Linked DNA regions of Homo sapiens: region 1 is linked to region 2. The links are chromatin loops, found by intact Hi-C in ENCODE. Cell type or tissue: PC-9. All regions are shown on one strand.

What was found. Hi-C counts contacts between places; a loop is a spot of excess contacts. Peaks named below come from ENCODE experiments on the same cell type or tissue, not always from the same donor. Only the 100,000 strongest peaks of a DNase experiment are listed, where the experiment ranks them.
Region 1: a loop joins it to region 2, with 15 times the contacts of the local background. A loop is called at or near these places in 8 of 110 quality-filtered maps.

The regions. Positions count from the first base shown.
Region 1 is chr1:868,790-871,289 of GRCh38, forward strand. All of the region lies in intron 2 of FAM41C (family with sequence similarity 41 member C), which reads right to left. Among named protein-coding and RNA genes, the nearest start is that of FAM41C, 6.8 kb to the right of the region's middle. RefSeq lists a silencer at 1,006-1,415. In PC-9, CTCF peaks have their summits at 1,141 (motif pointing right) and 1,341; no DNase peak of the experiment used is centred here.
Region 2 is chr1:974,908-977,407 of GRCh38, forward strand. PLEKHN1 (pleckstrin homology domain containing N1) reads left to right here. Exons shown (of 16, transcript NM_032129.3): 16 at 1-958. PERM1 (PPARGC1 and ESRR induced regulator, muscle 1) reads right to left here. Exons shown (of 4, transcript NM_001394713.1): 3 at 1,592-1,717; 4 at 291-1,362. The coding sequence ends at 1,265. Among named protein-coding and RNA genes, the nearest start is that of PERM1, 5.9 kb to the right of the region's middle. In PC-9, CTCF peaks have their summits at 1,296 (motif pointing left) and 1,496; DNase peaks (open chromatin) are centred at 1,294 and 1,644; H3K4me3 peaks cover 1,335 bases; H3K27ac peaks cover 1,119 bases.

The sequences.
Region 1 (2,500 bases), 110 kb before region 2:
TCATGGATGTAAATGTTTGCTGCAAAATAAATACATGCTAGAAACAGAAGCATCTGGGTCACAGCTATATTAGAGCTGCCTGTGTTCCCCTGTCACTGAGATTAAAACAAAAATGTCCAATACAATCATTCACAGCATGGGAGAGGGGAAGATGAAGGATGGAAAGGCCAGGCATAAAAGGATTTCAGAATTTCGGTCCATAAGGAAGTGGCTTTGTGCATTGTCTGTTACTATGTGCAAGGTGAAGTTTGAAGAATGAAAACGTGCAGTAACAAAGGCTGCTTTGTCCATCTCACCTCCCCAGATACCAAGTTTCAGACATGTTGCATTTTAATTGAAAGGTTGATATAATTTTTTAAAAGAACACTTGTGGTGTTTGAAGTGACAAAGGCTGCTGTGACAAAAAAGCAGGGAAAGGGAATTTAAAAAAAAAAAAGCAAACAACAACAACAAAAACCCCACAGAAAAGCAAACAACAAACAAACAAAAAACAGAGGAAGAAGTCAAACACCCTGGGCTGTGGCTACTTCCAGGAAGGGGCTACAAGAGGCAGTTGGAAATTCTATTTGTTTTGCAACTGTGGGTTTTCCGGCCTGCTTCCTTTCTAAAGTATATTACTCTGCTTTTGGTTCATGAAGTTATCCATTTCTGTTTTCTGGAACAGCTATGTATTTATCTATCATCTATCTATCTACCTGCCTATCATCTATCTATCTATTTACTATCTATCTTTTCTACCTTTCGCCATCAAGAGCTTCAACACCTGGACACATTCCGCAAAGTTTCCTAAGAAAGCAAGAAAAATAATTAAAAAAAAAAATCCGGAGTCCGGGGGGCTAATGGGGCTTTACTGGGACTCTCTGGCTTAATCCTCCAAACAACCCTGCCATAGCAGCCCATCAGTCCTCTGAGACAGGTGAGGAAACTGAGGTCGCAGGAGGGCACCCAGAAGGTCCAGGCAGAGCCCCCAGGCCCCCACACCTCCCCCCGTGGCAGCTCCAACCCCAGCTTTTTCACTAGTAAGGCACTCGCGCTGCTGGGCCACGCCCACTCCCCCACGCGGGGAAGGAGCTTCGCGCTGCCGCCTGGCTGGGGACTGGGCACGCCCTCCCGCGGCTCCGGAGCCGGCTGCCACCAGGGGGCGCGCCCGCGGTGTCCGGGAGCCTGGCGGCGCCTGTGCAGCGGCCAGTGCACCTGCTCCTGCCCTCGCCTCGGTCTCTGCCAGGACCCCGACGCCCAGCCGGACCCTGCCCTCCAGCGGGGCCGCGGCTCCACGGCCCGCAACAGCAGCCCCACCCGGCATTCGGCGCGCTCCGCGGGGCAGAGGTCGCGGTGTCCTCAGGCTGTGGCGCCGGCCTACAACCCCCACGCCGGGCCCGGGCCCCGTGATTATATTTGGGCCCCGTGTGATTATATTTGACAGGTCTTAGTTGACGCGCTGTTCAGCGCTTTGAGTTCGGCTGAGTTTTGGGTTGGAGAATTTTCTTCCACAGGGGATTGTCTTGGATTTTTCTATTTCTCCCTCAGTATCCACCTGGAAAACATTTCAATTAATTTATATTCACTTAAACATTTCCGTGCAAAAACTGTGTACAAAAGCCCCAAAGTATAATTTGCGCAGTTGAGCACATGTTCTGTTGTCCAGCATTTATGGTGGTTTGTAGTGGAAAAGATTTTTAGAATATGTGGATTTTTGGGATATTCCCAGAAGCCCAGATGGCCACACTTTAACTTTGGAGGAATTAATTCTCAGAATATTGCACACAATCAATCGCCTTTGGAAGGAGCATATATTCCCAGCAAAAGCTCTGGTTTTTTGAAGTCTGTGTTGTGTGTTATTTCCAGGAGAATATGCAATGATGACAATGTTATTAACTGATTCGAATATGAAATGCTGTTATGCCAAACAATGAATCTTTGTGTTACACATTATGCCTAACTATAAATCTTCGTGTTATACATTTTAATGTCATTGGAGAGTACTCCTGTCTTCTTGGCATTATTGATAATTCGATTCTAATTGCTAATAAGTCAGAAAAATTAGGAACACCAAATTTCAGTCGTCTCAAAAGCACTCCTCTTATTAAATTTGGATTTTTACCTTTATCACATCAAAAGAAATATTGTTAGAAAGGTGTTTAATGTTTTCCAGATGGTTAGATTACTGTTATTAGTTCTGATTTCATTGTTAATTTTTAAAACCATAGAGTTGGAAGTATCAATATGCCTTTCAATATACCTTAGTGGAATTTATTAAATTTTCATGGATGTCCTTTAGGAGGTTCAGGAAGTTATTTCTATTGCTAGATTTCTGGAAGATTTATCAGGAATGAGTGTCAGACATTGTCAGACGTCCATTGAAATCATCATGGTCTTTTCCTTTATTCTATTAATATGGTGTATTACACTGATTTTTAGATTTGTATTGGTAGGATAATTCCACTTGGTTATATTGTCTAACTTTTTTCTAATTTTCTTTAATTTTTATTAGAGATGAGGC
Region 2 (2,500 bases):
GCGTGAAGGTCGGAGGACAGAGAAAGGTCAGCAGGGTCAGAGTATGTGAGGTCAGAGGGCATGAGGGTCACAGGTCAGCAAGGTGTGAGGAGCACAAGCCAGGGTGCCCCGAGGAGGAGGGTGGGTGGGTCCTTGTGTGGCCTGGCGCGCACCACAGGGCAGCACGGGAGACGTTGACACCACCGGACGAGAAAGAAAAAAGAGAGAAGAGAGAGAGGAGAAGAGAGAAAAGAAGAGAAGAGAGAAGAGAAGAGAAGGAAAGAGAGAGAGAGAATAAGAAAAGGAAGAAAGAAAAAGAAAAGATAGAATTTTATTGGTGCTGCATCCATGTGTTCTCTGCTCAGCAGCCAGGGTCTCCCACAGTCTTGAGGACCCCCACCCAGCACCCAGCCAGGCAGCCCCCTTCCTCTGCCACCTCGGGCCCCTCACCGACCTTCCCACCTCATCTCTGACTCCTCTTGGCTGTGGGTCCCCAGCTGCCCCACAGGAGCCCCCGGGACAACCCCAGGAGCCCAGCCCTCCATCTGAGGCCACCGAATTCTCCCTCTGCACCTGCACCCAGGGCTCCCGGGGAGGGGCTCGCGGCTCTGCCACAGACCCCCACCCTGCAGGGGCTGCTGCACTGGGGAGGGGCAGGCAGAGCCTTCGCTGTCTCAGGCCAGAGCCCGCAGAGGCCTTGGCCACAGTCCTTTGAGGATCAAGAGTGATGGGCCTTGGAGCCCTTGCCAGCCCAGCCCACCTGTGAGGAGGCTGCCCATCCCCTCTTTGAGGCCACCCTGTGTCCTCTCCCCTGCCTCTGCCCAGAGCTCCAGCCGGAGTGTCTTGCTGCTCAGACCCCTCCGAGGTCCAAGTCCTGTCCTGCCACTCAGCTCCCCCTGCACCCCAGAAGAAACGCAGGGTGCGGTTGCATTTGATTTCAGATAAACAACAACTTCTTAGTAAAATGACCTCCCCACTATTGCCTGTCTGAAATTAACCGAATGCCCTGTGTTCTCATCTGTGAATCTGGCCACCCTCCTACCCAGCCACCTGCCTGCCCTCCACCCACCCAGACTTTAGCACCTCCCTCCCAGGCGTGGGGAGTGGCCGTGGTCACTGGCTGGATCCTCAGGTGAGTCGGAGGGAGCAGCACCAGGACACGCCCCCCTCCTGGACGCGGTAGAAGAGAGGGGTCAGAGGGCCCGGGCGAGGGCGGCACCTCGTCCTGCCCTGGGCGCCTGTGGTCGTCTCCTCATCCTGCATCTCCCTGGCCCGGGCCTGGCTCCTAGGAGCTGGGGCTGGGGCTGTGGCTGCGGCGCCCTTGCCCCACCTGCCGGCGGAAGTAGCGGATGGCAGAGATGGTGCCGACGTTGGCCAGCAAGGCTGCAAGAGAAGCACAGGCTCTTCTGAGGGCCAGCCTGGCTGTCGGCACCGTCTGCCCGCAAGACCCAGCCCTCAAAGGGCGGGCAAGGTCGGTGCGGCCAGGGCCGCAGCTCAGCCTGGGGGGAGCAGGTCAGGGGTGAGCCCCGGGGCCCCCGTGCACCCCTCGTCCTGCCAGCGCCCCTCGGTCTGGCTTCTAGGCGCAGCTCCCTCTGCCCCCAGGCACCCAAACCTGTTTTCCAGGCGTCTGGGGTATGCGGATCTGACGTCCTCACAGCCCAGGTGGCAAAAGCTACAAACACCAGGCACATGTCATTCTGGCTGAAGGCAAATGATGGGACAGGCCCCCGGAGCTCCCCTAGGACAGAAGCTCACCTTCAGCCCCACGGCTGCACTCAGAGATGGCCCCGCACACGCCCGCCCCGGGAACCGCCTGCCCCCACCCCCACCAACCCCGGGAACCGCCTCCCACTCCCCCCGCCAACCCCGGGAACCGCCTCCCACTCCCCCCGCCAACCCCGGGAACCGCCTCCCACTCCCCCCGCCAACCCCGGGAACCGCCTCCCACTCCCCCCGCCAACCCCGGGAACCGCCTCCCACTCCCCCCGCCAACCCCGGGAACCGCCTCCCACTCCCCCCGCCAACCCCGGGAACCGCCTCCCACTCCCCCCGCCAACCCCGGGAACCGCCTCCCACTCCCCCCGCAACCCCGGGAACCGCCTCCCACTCCCCCCGCAACCCCGGGAACCGCCTCCCGCTCCCCCCACCAACCCCGGGAACCGCCTCCCGCTCCCCCCACCAACCCCGGGAACCGCCTCCCGCTCCCCCCGCAACCCCGGGAACCGCCTCCCGCTCCCCCCACCAACCCCGGGAACCGCCTCCCGCTCCCCCCACCAACCCCGGGAACCGCCTCCCGCTCCCCCCACCAACCCCGGGAACCGCCTCCCGCTCCCCCCACCAACCCCGGGAACCGCCTCCCACCACCCCGCCAACCCCGGGAACCGCCTGCCCCCACCGACCAACCCCGGGAACCGCCTCCCACTCCCCCCGCAACCCCGGGAACCGCCTCCCGCTCCCCCCACCAACCCCGGGAACCGCCTCCCGCTCCCCCCACCAACCCCGGGAACCGCCTCCCGCTCCC